2 separate regions of the Homo sapiens genome follow, and region 2 is linked to region 1. Evidence: chromatin loops called from intact Hi-C (ENCODE). Cell type or tissue: endothelial cell of umbilical vein. All regions are shown on one strand. Each heading gives the region's core, and the rest is flanking DNA. Links, peaks and the distances in the headings are about the cores only.

What was found. Hi-C counts contacts between places; a loop is a spot of excess contacts. Peaks named below come from ENCODE experiments on the same cell type or tissue, not always from the same donor. Only the 100,000 strongest peaks of a DNase experiment are listed, where the experiment ranks them.
Region 2: a loop joins it to region 1, with 35 times the contacts of the local background. A loop is called at or near these places in 5 of 110 quality-filtered maps.

Annotation. Positions count from the first base shown.
Region 1 is chr13:71,472,694-71,483,572 of GRCh38, reverse strand. DACH1 (dachshund family transcription factor 1) reads left to right here. Exons shown (of 11, transcript NM_080759.6): 8 at 4,257-4,404; 9 at 7,724-7,867; 10 at 8,364-8,432. Among named protein-coding and RNA genes, the nearest start is that of DACH1, 390 kb to the left of the region's middle. In endothelial cell of umbilical vein, for the core only: a CTCF peak has its summit at 5,674 (motif pointing right); no DNase peak of the experiment used is centred there.
Region 2 is chr13:70,618,249-70,629,127 of GRCh38, reverse strand. No RefSeq gene overlaps it. Among named protein-coding and RNA genes, the nearest start is that of LINC00348, 390 kb to the left of the region's middle. In endothelial cell of umbilical vein, for the core only: no CTCF peak of the experiment used is centred there; a DNase peak (open chromatin) is centred at 5,647.

The sequences.
Region 1 (10,879 bases), core at 3,062-8,061:
TTTAATTATAATTTAATTATAAAATTATAATTATAAAAATTATTGTAATTATAATTTTATTATGTATTCATTTATATTATATTAATATATTATTTATTATAAGGTATTATTTGTTATTTATTATATTAATTTTTATATAAATATAATAATTTTAACTGTAACATTAAATTTAATCATAATTTAATTATTGATACATAATTTAATTATAATATATAATTATATATAATATTAATTAGGAGAAGACTTTGCATAAACCCCAACAAAATAGACGTTGAATTCAAAATATGGGGAAGCTAATATCAAATATATTGGCCCTACATTATATGTTTTTATTTTCAATCGTAATTATATATTATGAGTCTTCTCTTCTTTGTTCCTGTCATACATCGGCGTTGCAGGACAATAATCATAGCATTAAAGAGTATGGTATTATATTTTGTTACAAAAGCTTCTCTGAAAATGTGTCAGTTGGGCCGGGCGCCATGTCTCACGCTGTAATCCCAGCACTTTGGGATGCTGAGGTGGGTGGATCGCCTGAGGTAAGGGGTTTGAAATCATCCTGGCCAACATGACAAAACCCCGTCTCTACTAAAAATACAAAAAAATAAGCCGGGTATGGTGGCACATGCCTGTAATCCCAGCTACTTGGGAGGCTGAGGCAGGAGAATCGCTTGAACCTGGGAAGCAGAGGTTGCAGTGAGCCGAGATCGCGCCATTTGCACGCCAGCCTGGGCAACAAGATCGAAACTCCATCTCAAAAAAAAAAAAAAAAAAAAAAACTGTCAGTTGATACTGTACTATTGATTATTTGTTTGTTTTTTGGTCTACAAAAGTTCCTGATTCCAAGGGACATTATTCTTTTTCTCCCTGAAAAGAGACCAGGGAAACATTAAAAGAATAATAAAGAAGACTAAGTAGCTGGACAGTTCTGATCTAGGCACACTCAACTCAGTATTTGGGATTTTCAGTCAGTCTCTTGATTCTTCTGCATCTTGGTTTTCTCATCTTTAAAAGTATTTGGTTAGGATGGTGATTGCTAAAATCCTCTTCAACTAAGGTGTTTTAATTTCATTAGAAGCAACACATTATTGAGAACAAATTTTATCACATGAGTTTCAGTGACACTCGAGAAACCTTAGATATTGTCTGATTCTGAAATAAATTTATGTTAAATACAAACATGGATCAAGTAAGCTTCTCCTCCAGGATCTAGCTAGGTTATTAAGAAATGTTTCTTAGCAGTATTATTTGAAGTCTTCTTATATAGACAGATATTGTACTTTCTAAGCCGTATCAACTGTAGAAACATTGCTAGATACAGTACCCTTTAAAAAAAAAACTCAATCTCTAAAAAATGATGAAAATAATTTACAAATTAGATTATTTTAGAAAACAATGACATTTATGTAGTATAACAACCATTATGTCTCACTCAGAAAAAAAATTTGGGGTCAATCAACTATTGTCTCTCACCATTGCTGTGGCATAAACTTAAAATGTATTTCATTAGACTTGTCATTAACCGACTTCAGTATCCTAAGAACCATCCTCCCCTTGGAGAAAAAATCATGCTTTAAACCTTCTATCGTTTTTTGTCATTCACATTTTTGCCACAGCATTTTCTGGATATTGCATGTCCAAGTGAGATGCAGCATTTAACGTGACCGTTTGCACGTGATCAACCTGGAAATTTTACAGAAGTTACACAAATCTGAAAGTATTATTATCATTGATGGCTACAATGGTGTCCTAAAGATTTGTAGATGTTCTGAACACTACATCCTATTGCTTTTCCCAGCCCCCTGCTGCACTGAAATTTAATCCGTTTTCTGTATTTTTTGAAGCAGAGCTGTCACTGGCGGTAACATACTTTTGCATATGCATCAGTTTGGCTCTAGTACAGATTTTTGTTCACACTGGACTCCTACTGATATGCACTGATACAAAGTCTAAAAATTACATTTAATTTTATATAGCTTATAAGTAGTCCCAGAGAGTATTGGATCCTAAAAGCTAATATTTTTCAGACATAATCAGCAGGAATAGGTAATGTATTACCATTAGTCACATTAGCAGCAATTGTAACAAAAGGAAACAGTAAACATAAATGCTCTCAGCAACTTCATTCTTTACAACGAATATTAATATAAAATTACACAAATTAGAGTTGCAGTTTAACATTATTCAACATGTTTATTCATAATGATTGTTTCACATTTAAATAACACCAAAATATTGTGTTTTGTCAGCCAAGGACAATAATAGTTTAATAGTAATTTATTTTAAACAGCTACTGATAATACAACCAATCAACACATTAAGTGGTGCCAACATTGGCATCTTGCTAAATAATCTCTAGACATTGCACACAGAGTACATCTTTCAAAGATAAGTCAACAAGAGCAATCAGAGCAGAAAATTAGAATTTGGTATCTTAGAATTAAAATACAGCTAAAGTTTTAATTGGGGTGATCTAAAAGGGCACTTGATGTAATGATCTCTTTCATTTGTTACTAATTGTTTGTTCCTGACGAAGAAGAAGCCTACACAGGAATGTTGTTGAATTGAGTTAAGATGGCAGTTTCCTTAGCAGCTATGTTTTACTGTTAAACAAAAGAGTGGGGAGGGGCAACCTGCCACGGAGAAATCTTTCTTCAGCTTGTTTCATATCACAAGAATTATACCAGGAGATTCAGGGTCAGGTATAGCAAATATGGAATAATTTGTATGTGGTCAAAAGAGAATAAAATTGGCTTACAGCAATGCTATAAACTATATTGGTAGACTGAAGTAAAACTATCTGTCTATTGCGCTTACAAGTCAAGCTGGAGTAGAAATTCCTGATTCGAACTGCTCACAATGTCTTCTTGCAAGGGAGTCACATCCTAGAGTACATCTACAAATGACATCAACTTTCATCTCATTTTAACTTCAGTTGAAAATTTCAGTCTCTGACACTCACAGACCAAGGCAAAATATCTTCTACTTCAAAAACTCATTTTGTATTGCTGAATTGAAGAGAAGTTTTAGCTCTAATTTTTACTAGTAACTGTTTCAAAGTATCTTAGGAGAGAAAACAGAGAATGCTTTTTATATGTTTAACATATTTCCATATCTAATTTTCAAGAACCTTAAAATACTGCTAATTTTTAAAAGCATACAGTATGTCAAAATATATACATATTTATATATTCACCATTAGTTGTATGAATAAACTTTGCTTTCTCCATATGTTCTTTTAAATTATTATGCTGTCTAATCATTTCCTAGAAGTTATCCTGAGTTTATTACAACCATCTTGAATGGCTTTTTAAAAAGTAATGCACTACTAAACCAAGTTTTAGATCGCTTAAATATATTACGTATCTCAAGAAAAATGTAGCAGTACTATAATTGCTATTTGTGAAATTTTAAAATCTAGTATATAGTAGGCACTTTCTGGGCCCTGGGGGCATAGTCCTGAATGAGAGAACATGTCTCTGCCCCAGAGAGCTTACATTTTAATAAAGAAGACATAACATAAATCAGTAAACAAATAAATATATGTCAATACCACATAATGATACATTCTATGAAGAATTTTAGGGAGGGAGTAATAAGATACATTTGGAGATAGGGTAGTAAGAGATGGCCTCTCTTGAATGGTGACTTTGAGCAAAGATGAAATGAAATGAGGGTGTGAGCCATGCAAAGATCTGGAGGAAAAGCATTCAGGAAGGGAACAGAAAGAGCAAAGTCCGTGGGGGCAGAAACAAATTGTTGCATTGAGGAACCAAAAGGAGACCATTGTGGCTATGTGCTCATGGTAGGGAGTGGGAGAATGAGCTCTGAGGAGAAAGGTGAGCACTGCCAGAATCCTGGAAGGTTGCATAAACCATGTCAGATAATTACTTGTGGAGGAGTTTCAGCCTAATTTCCTTCTCAGTTCTTATTTTTTAGACATGCTTATGTGCTGCCCTTATTTAGCTTTGGATCTAGATATTCTAATTAGAATATCTACTTAGCTTTGGATCTAGATATTCTAATTAGAAGCAATTAAACCTGCATGCCATAAATATTTGTCTTCCGAAAATAGTTTAATTAGACTTAGGAGTTTTATGCTTTAGTTATAGTATTTGTTCTAGTGAGTGCAGAGTGAATGCGAAAGAATTAGGTCATTTGATCACTGGGTTCTTTGCTTTGAAAATGCTTTTAAGTAATGAACGAAATTTGCTTTGTATTAAAATATTACCATTCCGAATATCTTCTTTGTACAGGGGCTGTTGAAAGTTGCCATAGATAATGCCAGAGCTCAAGAGAAACAGGTCCAACTGGAAAAAACTGAGCTGAAGATGGATTTTTTAAGGGAAAGAGAACTAAGGGAAACACTTGAGAAGCAGTTGGCTATGGAACAAAAGAATAGAGGTATTTCCAAATTTCCAGATAAGTTAAATATTTACAGAAAATATTAAACATATTAATACTATGATGGTGATTTATTTTGAAATTGTAGTATTTTTGTTAATTTAACGGTAGCTAAAGTTCAGAGCAGAATTTGAATCCTAGGCTCATTGTATTTCTTAATCTCCAAAGTACATGTTTTCTTTTCTGTTCCTACCTCAGGAAATTGAAATACATCCATTACATCATTAATTATATAACTTTTATTGATTGTTGAGTTTAAAAATTCATGTTCTTTAAGATAAGAATAAACTCTAATGATAGCCATGAAGAAAAATTTTATGTTAATTCACAATTGCCCTTTGAAAAACTTGAGTTAAACTCATAAAGCTAAAATAGAAAATACTGATTATTCAAGTGAAGCAGGTTTACTAAGATATTTATCAACTGAAATTGAAAATGGATGAATATCTGAACAAATGACCAAAGTTAAATGTTTGTATAATTTTCTTTCTGAAGGCCTCATTTTCATCCAACAAGGTCAAGTACACAGAGTAGAAACTGATATAAATTCTTATTGGATAAAATAATATTATTGATCTGTGAACTGCTTCTTTTGTCACACTGTATGGTGCATCTATAGATAATTTTGAAGGTCATTTATATTTGCATGTTTATTTTATGTATGAATTTGAAGATTATTTTGTCTACAATCAACTGCCTCTTTGCTTCAACTATGCATTTAATATATATCCAATATAAATGCTCCACATTATTTTCCTTTATATGTTTGAAATGGTCATTTAAAAATAGTTGTTTCTATTTTGTCTTTAAACTAGCAGGATTTACCAGGTTGTTTTATTAGCTATTACGAAGCAACAGTTAGTGTATTCCTGGAAGTTGGTCATTTTGGGACACTGTCATCTCAGATGTATAGCACAGTTCTAAATAATGTGGCTTCACATAGATTCAGGTATTTAAATAATCAAAACAAGGTAAACATTGATAATGGCTGTATTCCAAGTGAATAAATAAGTTGGGTCAAAGAACTCAATCTATGGAACCAGCTTCCATGAGACAGCCATGTTTTTATTTTGTTCTCACTTAATTTTGTTTAGTCCTTTTTTACAGAACTTAAAAGCAGGCCCGGGGATTCCTAAAGTAACCCTTTGGTTACTGGAGAGACCTTCAGAATTTTATTGGTTCAAACCTTTTGGGAGGATTTACATTCTGTTTTCTTTCGTTAACCACTAGAGGGCAAAACATTCACAGATCACACCGTAAAGTTCCCATTTAATTAATTACGAACAGTAAATTCAAGGCAATAACTATCAATACTTATCTATTATGAATGTGCCTATTGAAGCAGTGTATCACCCTGAAGAGAGAGAACATGACGATCCCATTTGGTTCAATCATGTAGGAGGAAACTGTGAGCGGTCAATGGCAAAGTGCAGGGTATTAAGCCTTTAGAGCCACAAGAGTGTACAATCCAAATAAATATTTCAGAAATTACTGTTTCTTTACAAAGAGACTCATAAATAATCATTTTTGGAAAGGGAAACAGTAGGCAGGTAATTTTGTTAAGGTAAGCACATGATTTGCACACCATTAAATAAGGGAAATTAACGTTTAAAATCAGTTTCAATTTCTTTTCGTATAACACCATAGCCAGTGTACATTTTGATACAAACAGGTTTTTAAAAATATATGATACAGCAACAATACACCTGACATGTAAATTAGCTTCCATCTTAAAAATATTAATAATAGGCCGGGCACGGTGGCTCACACCTGTAATCCCAGCACTTTGGGAGGGCGAGACGGGTGGATCATGAGGTCAGGAGATCCAGACCATCCTGGCTAACAAGGTGAAACCGCGCCTCTACTAAAAAATACAAAAAATTAGCCGGGCGTGGTGGCAGGTGCCTGTAGTCCCAGCTACTTGGGAGGCTGAGGCAGGAGAATGGCGTGAACCTGGGAGGCAGAGCTTTCAGTGAGCCAAGATCGCGCCACTGCACTCCAGCCTGGGCTGGGCAACAGAGCGAGACTCCGTCTCAAAAAAAAAAAAAAAAAAAAAAAAAAAAATATATATATATATATATATATATAATAATAAAAACAGGATTATGTGGAAATTAGAAATTAAAACTAAAATACTTGAGTCGTTATTATTTTATAATTTGATTATTCTGCTTTAAAAATGTTGCTGTTCTTTAATCTGTAGTAAGAAATCAAACAGTAAATATGGAATGATTAGTCTTCATGACTAAGAGAAGCATTTTCTCATACTGAGTCTGTCACGTTGATATCTACAATGTTTATCAACCATCAACAAAGATAATTTTAAAGAAAAATGCATATTCCCATATGCTGAGTAGTTACCATATGTATACATATATATGTAGTAAAAGTTAAAACAATTATCCTCCAGAAAACATAGTTGATATACATTTTGTAAAGAACAGTAGTTATTATTTATCGAGTATGTATCATATACAAATATTTAAATTGTCCAGTTGGAGAAAAATGTTTCATAATCAACTTTTTGTATTATCTATTTTTTTAAATATAAAAGGCTCATTATTGTTACCAGCAGCATATTATTATTAGCAATGGGGGTTCATACTGCCTCAGATTTCTGCAGAGTGAAAGTAGAATAATTTTCTTAAAATATATCATAGTACTGTAAATTTGCTGTGAGAAAAATATTCTCAGGAAATCATCGTAACTTCATCCAAACAAAAACATTTCTGTTCTATACATTAACAATAATTAAAAGTATTTTTTCTAGTGTACAAAAAATATTTATTACATTTCCTAAAATTTTAAGAAAGAAATTATTAAAAACTGAGTTGGTCTAACATTGCTTTCCAAAGCGTTTTTAGGGGAGATGCTCCATTTGCTGGTCAAAATTGATGCCCTATGAGGAAATAGGAAGGAGGCATGCTTATAAGCGTTTGCACTATCCAAATGACTCTGCACTATTGTGATTCAAGGACAGAGAACTAAGCCACAAAATTCATTTAATCAAGCTTCCTTTATCAGTGAATACAAACATTTACTAAAATTAGTTTCCTATTAAATTTATCTTTACATATGGCAATTAAAGCCATTCTTGTAATGTAATAGTTCTAGGCTAAAATAAAAATTGGCTTTCTTATTATTTTACTGGGAATTATTTTAGATAAAGGTGGAGATTTTTGGAACTTTCTTTTTATAGGTAGACTCAGTTCAGCAGGAAAACAAAATGAATAATATAAAAAATATAGACCATTTGGAAATTAGCAGCATTATGAAAATTTAAAAATAATAATAATAATATGCATACACTCTTTTTTAGCCATAGTTCAAAAGAGGCTAAAGAAGGAGAAGAAGGCAAAGAGAAAATTGCAGGAAGCACTTGAGTTTGAGACGAAACGGCGTGAACAAGCAGAACAGACGCTAAAACAGGCAGCTTCAACAGATAGTCTCAGGGTCTTAAATGGTAAGAGGGTGTATATTATTGCATGAATAACTGTCATTTTTAATGCTTAAAGGACAGTTTAGGCATGTGTTTGTAGTTTTGTATGTTTCTATATCTTGTGATTCATTCAGCTATACTTGAAGCTGAAAGCAGGGTGGGAAGAACGTGTTGGGGAAAATGCCTTATTTTATAGGTGCTTCCACTGTTTTTTACTGAACTCCAGCATCTGGGACTTGGCATTACTTCTCTGCTTAACCAGATTTTTTTCTACTGAAGCACAATAAAATAGTAATTTGAGAATTTCCGAACCCCATCCTCTTTTATGAACAATGTTGCATTGCTTACTGTTCAAATCTTCCGAAAATTCTTACGGTTACAGTTTTTGTTCAACCTTTAAAAGATGACAAAGATTTACGTAATTTTAATTCAGCACCAAAGTAACAGGTTGCTCTTTTTTTTTAAAGGACAATAGGAATCAAATGAAATATGTGTCACTCTTACCTTTCTGTGCTTTTAGACTCTCTGACCCCAGAGATAGAGGCTGACCGCAGTGGCGGCAGAACAGATGCTGAAAGGACAATACAAGGTAGGAATTTGCAGAAGGCTATAAATCTAGATCTTGCTATATGAGTTTTTCCTCAGCTTTAGCCTGCTATTCAAGCATGTAGCCTACCATCTGGGCCACATCAAAACAAGTTCAAACAAGGTCAAGTTCATCTTGCTTGTTTATATGAGTGAATTCATTTTGTGCTGATAGATTTTCTTTAAATTAACAGGTCATCTCTGTTTATACAATGCAATTAAAAGGAATAATTAATTTTAAACAATGTATGATTTAATCTTGGACACAGTAAATGTGCTTTATTGAATGTGTGAAGCCCAGTCTAATGCAGGAAGGGTTTATAAGTTCTGTGCTACATAAATAAAATATGTGGTTAATCAAATAGGTAGTTCTTACAATTTAAAAATGTCTAACTACTCATTTTTATGACAGTTACTGCAAGGTACCTGCAAAATAGACTAGTTGAATGTTAACAATAAATAAGACTGTTTAGTTCCTATGTGGATTCCAAATGTTCTGTATGCCATTATATACACTTTAATAACACAAATCTGCTGAGTAAAATCATATATAGCATACCAAAGGGAGTTGTATTAAATGCTCAGAAGAGCTAAATATGTATATTGTCATGATCGTACTATTAGAAAAGAATAAAACCAGAAGGTAGCATTTATAGGCAAACATCTATTCCAGACGACAAATTCAACCTAACAACATGAATACTAAACAGTAACAAGAGCATTTGTTTTCTATTTAAAATGAAGGTGATTCTTCAAAGGGATGCCTAAAATGATTAACTGCCATAATCCTCCCAATTGCTTTTATTCTGCATTTTAAACTCAATCATTTTTAGGATATCATATGACGTTAATTGTGTTACTTAATCAGCTCCAAATATGTCATTCTTGGCTTAGTGTAAAGGAAATATACTTTTGTAAACTATCATATGTGCAAGAAGTAACAATCACAAACTTGAAGAAACATTTTTGAGGAAAGAATGGATTTTTTTTTGCCTATATTTATTTTACCTGAGGCCATTCTAATTAATTTGTAAATCCTAAGGTTTGAATCATATGTTATTATGAGACATCTTGGATATACAAGATTAATGCTATTGTAGATATAGAAAAAGATCTGAATTTTTAGAGTACTATGGATTTCAGCACAATTATATTGTGTATGTGTTTGTATGTATATGGTTATGACAATTAAAAGAATCCTCTTGCATCTTATAAAACTTACATACACATGTTCAAAATTACTGTTAATGAAAAAACCAGTCCTCTTTATCAGGGACAATAGCACCAACAAGACAAATGCAAATATCAGCACCAATGTGTACATGCAGGGGCTATTCACGCATTAGATAATGTCAAAGTGGTCTCAGAAAGCACATGAGCCCATAGATAAGTGTGACATATAAATCATCTGATATACACAGAATCCTCAAGGTGGTCAGAAGTCAATCTAGAAAAAATTGAAACAATATCGTCCTGCATATAAATGAGAGATTCGTTGTTAATATTAAGAAGTGATTAAACATTTTTGTATGGTTGATGATATAATATGTATGCCACCCATAACAACATGTTGGTTGTTAATAAGGCTATGGTTATTTTTGTTTGAATTTGTCAAATTTACATATGTTCAAACATACATTTTAATATAGGTAAAGTCTTGCTGTATGAGGCTGAAATGTTGACAACTTTCAGTTTCCATTGTTGTGACTGACTTATTCTGAAGAAAAGTTTTAATCACAAATTGCTTTCCTTTTAGTATCCAGAATCTTACCAGTGGAGGAATACAGTAAACCTATGCACCAACAACTTAATGGTTAGGGAAACAAAACATTTGTACAACAATTATACATAGTAATTTAAAACCATATACACATTTTATGGAATTATTTTTGCCTTTAATTGTAATAGAAAATCCTCACTCACTTTATTCATTCATTCAGCCTGTCCATTGTTGTACTGGTCAAAATGTACAGTTGTTTTTTAATAAAACATACTAACTATTCATTATATTTATCAGATAATATGACTTTTCCCAAATTGTAATAAGAAAAAACACTGTCAATGAATCTGTTTCTAGCTGTTAGTTGCTAAAAGATATTTTACCAGCAGTCAAACTATTTCAAGACTCTTAACATAACAGAGCAAAGAGATCATATTTGCTATTCTAACACCCTATTCAATAAGCTTTATTAGCCCTTTGAAATTTTTTTCTAACCTCAGACAAAATTCATACATTTGGAAGCTAACAAACAGAATACAATTAACTGTGAACAAAAGCAATCAAAGAAAGAATACTGTATTTAGTTAAATGTTGTCTAAGGACAAGAAAGGGAAAGGCAAAAAAGAAAGAACCAGAACTCATTACTAATTTGTGAAACGGTCTATGTCATGCCTTTTGGGAGCCATGAGCACCTGCTGCTTCACAATTCAAGAATGACACACACACAGCCT
Region 2 (10,879 bases), core at 3,682-8,681, 860 kb after region 1:
TCATGCTGAATTTTTCAAGAGTGTCTCACATGCCGGGGCCTTTTATATTCCCTATGATGGAACTCTCTGACCATCTTTTTTTTGCCTGACAAAACTCTTCTACTTCCTGACACAACTCAACTTCTCTCTCCTCTGTTAATCAGCCTTGACACTACTGCTCCAGGCAAATGCCAGTGGCTGCGTTTCCTGTCAATGGTTAAACAAAAATTATGGGAGCCCATTGTTTTGGACTGAGTTCCTACACCGGGTCCCAACAGATCAGACCAAACCAAAATGGAGTCACTCATGCTAAATGCCACACAATGAAACTGAAATTGGAAGGCAGCAAATAAATCTCCACACAGACCAGTTTGTTTTTTCCTGAAAACAGGAGATTCCAGTTTACCTGAGTCATTGTAATAAGGAACACCCCTTTGCTTGAACCCTTAGGAAAAAGTAGCTTGAAGTAACCTGATGTTAACCAAGGAGCCTTTTCCTGATGTTCTGTTGCCTTGTTCCCATCTTATAAAACCCATTGCTCTGCTACTGCTCAGTGGAGCTCTAATTCTGTTTTGCAGAACGAAGGCTTAACCATTTCATGAATTGCAAATAAAAGCCCATTAGATCCGTATTATGTCTTTTGACTCTTTGTTTCCACATAGTTGGGTCATACCTCTATAAAAACACGCTGTAAAACAAGATAAAGTTGTGGCATCATGAAAATAGTTAACTCTGTAGTCAGAGAAGCCCAATTCCCAGTTGGAGCATTGTGCCTTTGAGCTATGCCTAGAAGGCCAATTTATTGAATCTCTCTTAATCTTAGTTTCTTAACATTCAAAAGGAAATACATATTTCTGCCTCACAATGTTATTATTAGTACTATATGTAATGGCTCTAACACACAGTAAATGCCCAATAAATGATGTTTTTCAAAATGTCTGTCAGTAGAAGAAAAAAAAACATTTATCTTATTCGTGCTTTGTGATTTAGCTAAACAAAATTCTCTTGTATATCTTCTATATCACGGAGGCTACTTTTATGTTTTCATCATGCAAACTAACTAGAGTTCTGATGTCATACTCCATCTTGGCAGAAATATTGTAATTGTAACCTGTCAAGGTATTTGCCACTTAGTTTATGCAAGAGTCTCCATTGTTAAACCTCCTTCTACCTCATCTTCTCTATTCCAACCCTTGGGCTTAGAGGGATCATTTATGCCCTCTGCTATTCCAAAAGTGACAGTCTTCACTCTGCCCTGGGGTTTCCTTCATCACTAGAATTGACTCATTAGACAGCATTAAAATTCATGGTGGTGGTAACAAGGAATCTTCAGCAATTATCAGGAATAACCTCCACTTGGCAAGGAATCCATTGTAGTAAATAACTTTTCACTGAAAAACCATTAAATAAAATGTCATGTAGATGTTTAACCATGGAATAAGAGATAACAATAGTAAAAATAAGTGAAGACTGGAACCTCAAATTCAAACAGTTTGTGTAACAAATGTGTTGAAACATCGAGTAGTTGCACTAGCAACATGGAAAGGTGCCATCTATATCCTAAGGGGTTATGACAATAAAACTCCTGATCTGTTGATGTGTTTTGGTTATGAACCCAGTAACAGTTTTAATTGTCTTATAATTATAGGAGGGGATATGGAATTAGAAAAGAAGGGTCTCTGTTACACATCTGTTGACTATGCAGTACGGCTAGGAAGGGCTTTCATTTTTAGGACAAAATATTCAGTTCAATTATCAATAAGCACTTATTAATTAGCAGTAAATTTAATATAATAAAAAGCTAACACATGGGTAGGAGCAATGAAAGGCTTTGAAATATAGTATTATTCCGGCCGGGCGCGGACCATCCTGGCTAACACGGTGAAACCCCGTCTCTACCAAAAATACAAAAAACTAGCCGGGCGTGGTGGTGGGTGTCTGTAGTCCCAGCTACTCTGGAGGCTGAGGCAGGAGAAGGGCGTGAACCCGGGAGGCGGAGCTTGCAGTGAGCGGAGATCGCGCCACTGCATTCCAGCGTGGGCGACAGAGCGAGACTCCGTCTCAAAAAAAAATATATATATACTATGTATAGTATATATATATATATATATAGTATTATTCCCTACAATGTTAAAATATATTATATATATGTGTGTATATATATATACACACTATAGTGTGTGTGTGTGTATTCAACATATATAATATCACGATTTTATTATATAGGTATTTTATGTCAGCATCTTCGTCATAACAAAATTGTAACATTTATGCATACAGCAACAAATGAGAATGCAAAAATAGACCTTAATTTCAGAGTCAGAATATTCCTGCCTTCTATTGGTAACAGTTAGATATTTGCGAAAGAACCATAGTCTACAACTAAATTCTCAAAGACAGAACCATATGAACTATAATTTTATATGCTTTTAATTGGCAATTTTTAATACCTCATACTGTAATGGTGACTTTTTTATGCTAGAATACCTCCTCCGATTTTTCCTCCTGAGAAGGTGCACCACATATCATATGGCTGATTCCTGGCATTTTAATTTCAACCACCCTGGCTTTCGAAAAACACTGTACAACTCACAGTTTCTGTTTTTCTATCACTGTAACAGCTTTTTGAGATATGCAGCCATACACACTGTGCATTTCAGATTAGAATCTGTCCTCCACCCACCGCCAACATTTTTAATCATTTAGCTTTCTAGGAGCTTCATCATTTCTGTTAATGGAGAGAAGACATTTAAACATGTATGTAATAATTGTATTTGCAGTCTGATCCCTACTCTAACTCTAGCACAAGGACATTTGGTCATACATATTATGGCACCTTCTTTACCGTATCGCTTACTATTCGTTAAACAAGAGAGATTATTTTTTCATCTCTAAGATGATAAAATAACACACATATTTGGGGATTAAATTACTTGACATATCTGTCTCAGAAATAATTTCCTTTAGATAGCTGTACTATTTACTTTCTAGTGATTAACAACTCATTCAGAAAACACATTTTGTCATTTGAATTGGCGATTTTAATTTTGCCAGAGATTTTGAAACCAGCTGTACAAATTGACTTGAAACAGTTTTGTATTTTTCCTTAACAGTAGAGTCTCAACCTTTCCAACTGTTTTTAAAGTGACAAAGGACAATTATAAAATTCCACTAATATTTTTGTGTTGGTTATTTTAATAAAGATTGTGCTTATCTTTTCACTCAAAATAACAAGGGGACTCAAAATAACAGTAAATGATCATAATAAAATCACTTTTCTAAAAATAATTCCCTATGTAACTATACCCCTCCAAGTAATATTTCAATGTAGATATAACCAATATAGGTTATTTTCCCTCGACATCATTTTGGGAGATAATTTTTAAAAATTAACATTTCACACAATGTTCAATATGAACCTTATGTTTTAATTCAACTGAGTAACTGTTGTATTCAAGAAAGAAATAATAAAATTTTTAAAGCTTTTACTTTTCAAAAGATTAGTTTTCAAAAATAGAAAGTAGTTTATCCTTTCTACAAATATTCACTGCCATCATCACCTTTTCATGTATTAGTAATTGAGATATTTTTGATACATCTTAATCTATAGATTGATTTGAAAAAATATATAAATCTATTTCGAATACACATTTGTTTTAATGCATATATGAGGAGAATCAGAGTGATTCCTCTCTCAAACTTATAAAAATTTAAAACCCAAGCATATGACCAATAGAGAGTTTGAAATTTATGCCAAATCTGGTTTCAAATACACTTTCTCTGCACATTTTTCTGATCCTGTTAGTTTTATTTCCTCTGGGAGGATAATGCAAAAAACTTGGAACTTACTGTTGATTTTATTTTCTATGTGTTAATATAAATATATACATGTTGAGCTAATAACATGAAGTGAATATATTTTTTTGGTCTAGAAATGAGTTTCACAATAAGAGAAAAAATATTGGGCCGGGCACGGTGGCTCACGCCTGTAATCCCAGCACTTTGGGAGGCCAAGGCAGGTGGATCATGAGGTCAGGAGATCGAGACCATCCTGGCTAACATGGAGAAACCCCGTCTCTACTAAAAATACGAAAATGAGGCGGGCGTGGTGGCATGTGCCCGTAGTCCCAGCTACTCGGGAGGCTGAGGCAGGACAATCACTTGAACCTGGGAGGCAGAGGTTGCAGTGAGCCGAGATCACGCTATTGCACTCCAACCTGGGTGACAGAGTGAGACTCTGTCTCAAAAAAAATAAACAATACAAAATATTGAAGAATAATTTCTCAATCTGTACTGCTGGATTGGTGAAAATATATTTACTTAGAAAAACATGTGATTATGGCAAATTGTGGAATGATGAGATGGAAAATATAGGCCCAAATTTAAAACTATGGCAAAAAGAAAACATTTTAAAATTCATTTCCAGCAGACTAGAATTTAGTCTTCAAAGACTCCAAAGTCAAGTCATTAAATAATAAGGCAGTTTTTATTGGGTAGAAATGCGGGATATGCAATATAATTAGATAGTAGGCCCTGGAGGATTTACAGGATTTAGGAATTTTTTAGAGTTAAAGAGCTAAATAAGTCAGTATTAAAAGACCTACCCTTGATATGAATAAATCCCACATCTGTAAGCTGTTTTGGAATTTTGCTTTGAACCTTGTGAGATGCTGAAATGCAACAGTCCTTTCCCTCCAGTGGGCTTCATTTATCTTTAGTTATATTGGACAGTTGTGTGGTGTGCCTTTCCACTCTCCCTTTCTCTTTATATATATATTAAATGTCTTTTTCTTTAAATGTATGTACCAAATCATTTAAATTAAGTGCTAACATATTTTCAATACCAAGAGATTATTTTCAGATTTTAAATGTTGCATCACAGAAATTTTGTACCACTTTCTTTCTCTTGATTTAAAATGGAAATATATTTCTTTCACAACTTGCCTTCTCAACATAGGTATAATTTTTCAAAGTATTTATAATGAACTTTTAATTTAGGAAGGGAAAACAAAAACAATCTGATTCAACATGTGATAGGGAATTTTTTAGGCACAAAATTCAATAACGGACCAAAATACGTTTTGTACTCCGATAGGCATTCTGAGGCATTGTTTAGATTTATTATATTTCTCTCCAGTTCAATCTCATCTTGTAGCTTTTCTTGTCTCCCATGGGCCCATTTCTCTTGGTTTGCTTTGTCTTCAGGTCTATATCTGGAAATCTCCTTTCTTTATTTTCCCTTATTCTTTCTGTACAAGAGGTTTCTTTATTTAAGCGCTTTCTAGTCATTTTAATGTTTTTAAACAAATAAAAGAGGGCTGCGTGCATGTATTAATCCATTTTTAATAGCCACTACTGAAAGACGGGGCATTTTCTTGGTGTTGTTTTGAATTGCTATTATCTAAAAAGAGGTTTATTTTTATCAATATCTATTGTGACATCCAGTTAAAATGACAAAGACTCCCACGCTGAGCAAACTGAAGCAACCCTTGAGTTCACTGAATAAAAGCCTGAGACTGGCAGCAGAGGATTTTTAAAATATATTTTTGTTCATATTCTATTGATGCTATGGTTCCCCTTAAATAATTTTCATGTACTATTAAGAGAACATGGTATTTAGTATACAGATAACTTTTTCACAATGTTATTAAGTTATGTAAGAGTTGGTGCATTGCTGCCATCTATGGACAGAAAAGTGAATATTAATTTTAACTCTAAATTGACATTTTTACATATATGTACATTACCTTTTATAAACCTCTAGAGAATAATTATACATTTATTAATACATGCAGAGAGAGTCTACTTACTAACATCTATTAAAGTTCTGAAAATAATTAATCTGAGAGAAACCAATTCAGGGAGCACAGGTACCAATATCATAGCACTGTATGGCTATAGTGTATTAGCTGACAAATATTTTCACATACCCATCTTTCAAGATTATACAGGGAAGAAATACAATTATTTATTAGCCTCACTTTAGAAATCAAGACGCTGAGGCTAAGAGAGTGTCAGTGATTTTGTCAAGTCACTGAACTGATCAAGGAAAGAATTTGCTTGAAAGCGTCTACTGGTCCATTCTCTGGGATCTCTTTGTAATCCTTCACAGTGCCTGGACTTTCATAACACTTACTCCTTAGTCCTTGCTCAAGTAAACCGTTAAGTATTGGCCATTGTTACATAATCAGAGCTCTGTTCATTCATTCGCAAATATTTGAGGATCTACTCAGAAGCAGAAAGTGTTCTAGGAATTGAGAGACTGCTGGGATCAGGAAAGACAAGGTCCCTGAATTCTTTAAGTTCACGTTTTAGTGCAGAGAGATAGAACAAAAGTGTGTACATAAATGGATGGTCAAGATCACTTCAGAAAGTGGTAAGACCTATTCAAAAAGTATAACTGAGTGATATGATAGCAAAGATCAGGCATTGCTAATCATTATGGAAATATAAAAGAAATAAAAGTGCAGTCAATCCTTTCAGGAAATTATAACCAAATTAATAAGGCAAAACAAATGATGCTATAAATTATGGTACAATACAACAATATGAATATCAGAAAATAGTTTGAAAAAGCACGTCACTGTATTTATATCTCACCCTGTGCTTTACAGGTACCGAATTAATAAAGCTCAGTACTGGCTAGAATGCTAAAGGATGGCTTCATAAAGGTCAGAGGTCTCAGCGAAATCACAAAAATTGTTATGACTACATTACTGAGGCAGAGGAAACATTTTTTGCAAAGGCTTGAATCTGGGGAATAATGAACAAATGAACCTTGTAGGATAAAGATACAGAAGCATATATATTTTCCAACATAGGCATTTAGAGCAACCTCAGGCTTTTTTAGATATTGCATTTCCCAAACCTTGCAGGTTTCTATTTTTGGCCTTGGCTCAGTTTCTAGAACCACATTTCTAAAAGAGTCTTATTTTGATCAAATTGGAGTTGTCTTTTTAAAAAAACAAAAATCCCATAATATTGATTATTTTTATGTGTGTATTCTGATTTACATTCCTGAAATACTTAAGAAGTACTGATTGAAAAATATAGCGAGGAAATTAGCATGTAAAAGGAAATATAACGTATCAAGTAAAAAATTAAGTAAATCAAGTAAATATCTGCTAATATGTGGTGGTCTCTGTATGATGTGGGGATTTCTTATTGAAATATTTCATCCTTCTTGTAACTGAATGTAACTTTCTATAATATGTCATAAAATATCTTATTTTTGTTTATTGATGAATTCAACTTCAATTCCAATAACAATAATTGATTACTTAGAAAAATATATGCACAGAGTCTTTGTATTCTAGGAAACCATAAACTAGTATGAGAAATTACGTATTTTTTGGAAATAAAAGATACAATTTTATTTCCTTGTTGTTAAGGGCTCCTCATTCCATTTCTAAAGTGCATCATTGAGGAATGTAACACTTTTCTAAATGTAAAGAATTCAGATCAAGTAGCCATAAGCAAATACATGGTAACTTTCTTCCTCTTTATTATGTTAGGTATGAAGGTAGGCACATAGATGTTTGAGATAGTGCCAATAGTTTTAAATGATTTGTAGATATATATTTACTTCCAAGTTACGTTCACAGAGTAGACATTTATCATTGAACTGGTTAATTGGTTCAGTGTAAATAATCCACCCTGAATCTAAAACTCAAAGTGGTTCTTTGGGTATGTAATTGAGCCAATGAATTGACAAATTGTCAGTTCATCTCTCTATGCAATTTGGCTGCACTTGACTCTCTGTATAAAGCAATGATACTAATTGAAAGCACTAGTACATTTAGCCATTACTCAGACACGACACACAGCAATAAACCAAATTTTCTAGTTTTATTCATCTATCATGAATAATATTATTGCTATGAAATGCATTATGCAAGCTATGTTCTATTTTCTTCAAAAATTACATAAAATGAAATCTGAACCACATATTTTTACAGCACATGCTATAATGAGCATTTTTTATTCAAGTCCTTTCAATGTTTTGCCCTGCTATTGAAACCTGACTGTTTTTTTTACTCCATTACTAACTTAAAATGATTGACATTGTTAAGAAAAGGACTATAATATACTGCATCTGAACTTTTTGATTTAAGTATTACTGTAAATAATCCTGCGCATGCCAGGGAAGCATGGATAACACTTCCTTCAGTTCTATTTCTAATTTTCTTAAAATACCAGGAGATGCTCTGCATTTTGTTCCTCCACATCAACTTTGTATCCATTATTTCCTCTTGTTTTTCTGAGTATGTCTGATTTCTTGCAACATTTGTTTTCTTATAGTTTTGTGATATACACACATACAGAGACATATGTAAATCAATTTAAGAGTAGGGTGTAGTAAAAGAAAGTTTTCTCATAGAAGGTATATTTCTGCTTTGAGGATTATTCATTAAAGTCTAATATATTATATATGTATTAAAGTCTAATATAGTTTATATATATATATATATAGAGAGAGAGAGAGAGAGAGAGATACTATGTATCAGTCTAATATATTAAAGATAAAGGGCAGGGAAGAAGGGAGGCAGGGAGTGAGGGAGAATGTTCCAGGACAAGAAATGAAAAATGAGAAAGACACATATGCAAAAATATAAAGGCATGGATAAGTTTAAGGTCTTATAGCAGCATCAATTAATATCAATTAATTTCTGGAGCATAAGATGCATGAAGAAAAATACAGAAATATGAACCCATAGAGTGAGATGGACGCTGAATCATGCAAGCCATTGAATGACATGCTGAGAAATATAGAGTTTATCATTTTTCAAAGGCATGGAGAGAAGAGATGGAAGGAAATACTTTGAAATATTTTGTCGAGAAATTATGAGATGGTTAGATTCTACTTGAGAAAAATCATTTGATTGAAGTATGGACAAGGGATTGAGTGGAGTCAGATAAATTAATAGTCCAGGTTATGATGACCTAATGTACTATCTTTAGGTATTTAAAAGAGGAGAGAGAAGTGTGGAACACTTAGATGACACAATCATCCAGGCCTGTTTACCAAATAAATGTGAGAGCTAAACAAGGCAGAAGGTTTCTAGGATAACCTTGTATTTACCGGCTTGAGCAGTTAGATGGATGATGATATCCTTAACTGTAATAAATAATATGCAAAAGGAACAGGTTTGGAGAAAAAAATGATTAATTCCTTTTAAAATATGTCAAATGTCCTAAATATGAAAAAAAAAAAACCCATATACAGTTAATTTTATCACCCAGGGAAAATAACAACTAAATATGTGCACAAATATCATTTTGAAACATCAGATGTGGGGGGGTATGAAACTCTGCCTCCCAGGTTCACGCCATTCTCCTGCCTCAGCCTCCTGTGTAGCTGGGACTACAGGCGCCCACCACCACGCCCGGGTAATTTTTTTTTTTTTTGTATTTTTTAGTAGAGACGGGGTTTCACCGTTTTAGCCAGGATATTCTCGAGCTCCTGACCTCGTGATCCGCCCGCCTCGGCCTCCCAAAGTGCTAGGATTACAGGTGTGAGCCACCGCCCCCAGCCTTCATAGCTTTTAATCTATTTTTTCAGGATGGTTGTGCCAAAGATTCACTTTTATTTCATTAGGGTGCAAACGTACAGTGACCACTGTCACAGAAAATATTCAAAGACCTTACAATCTACCAAAAACAATATAGCATGAAAATTGTTTTTATAGGGCTTTTAGGATATTTCCTAATTAATTTTATTTATTCATTTTTAAACATTACAGCTTTTTTTTAGATATGGGGCCAAATGTGCAAGCATGTTACATGAGAATATTGAATGATGTTGAGGCTTGGGGGTATGAATCCCAACAACCAGGTAGTAAGCATAGTACCCAATTAGTAGTTTTTCAACCTATGCCCCCTGCCTGCCTCTCCCTTCAAGTAGTTTGTAGTATCTTTGCTCCCATAATTACGTCCACGTGTGTTCCAAGTTTAGCTCCCACTTATAAGTGAGAACAAGTTCAATTTGGTTTTCAGTGCCTGTATTAATTCACTTAGGATTGTGGCCTCCATCTGCATCCATGTTGTTGCAAAAAACATAACTTCATTATCTTTATGGCTTCATAGTATTCCATGGTGCATATGCACCACATTTTCTTTATTCAATATACCATTGAGGAACACCTGGTTGATCCCATGTTTTTGCTATTGTTAATAGGGCAACAATGAACATAAGAATGCATATGAGTGTCTTTTTGATAGAATAACCTATTTTCCTTTGGTTATATACCCAGTAATGGGATTGCTGGGTCAAATGGTAACTCTGTGTTAAATTCTTTGAGAAATCTCCAGACTGCTTTCTACAGTGGCTGAACTAATTTACATTCCTAGCAACAGTGTATAAGCAGTCCCTTTTCTCTGCAGCTTCTCCAGCACCTGTTTTACATTTATTTTTATATATTTTTTTTATTTTTTTATTTTCTTGAGGCAGAGTCTCGCTCTGGCGCCCAGGCTAGAGTACAGTGGCCCGATCTCGGCTCACTGCATGCTCCGCCTCCTGGGTTCACGCCATTCTCCTGCCTCAGCCTCCCTAGTAGCTGGGACTACAGGCACCCGCCACCACACCCAGCTAATTTTTTTGTATTTTTAGTAGAGATGGGGTTTCATCGTGTTAGCCAGGATGGTCTCAATCTCCTGACCTCGTTATCCACCCGCCTCAGCCTCCCAAAGTGCTGGGATTACAGGCGTGAGCCACCACCCAGGCCCTATTTTTATTTTTTAGTGTAGCCATTCTGACTGGTGTGAGATGGTATCTCATTGTGGTTTTGATTTGTATTTCTCTGATTAGTGATGCTGAGCAGTTTTTCATATGTTTGTTAGTCACTTGTATGTCTTATTTCGACAAGTATCTGTTCATGTCCTTTGCCCATTTTTTAATGAA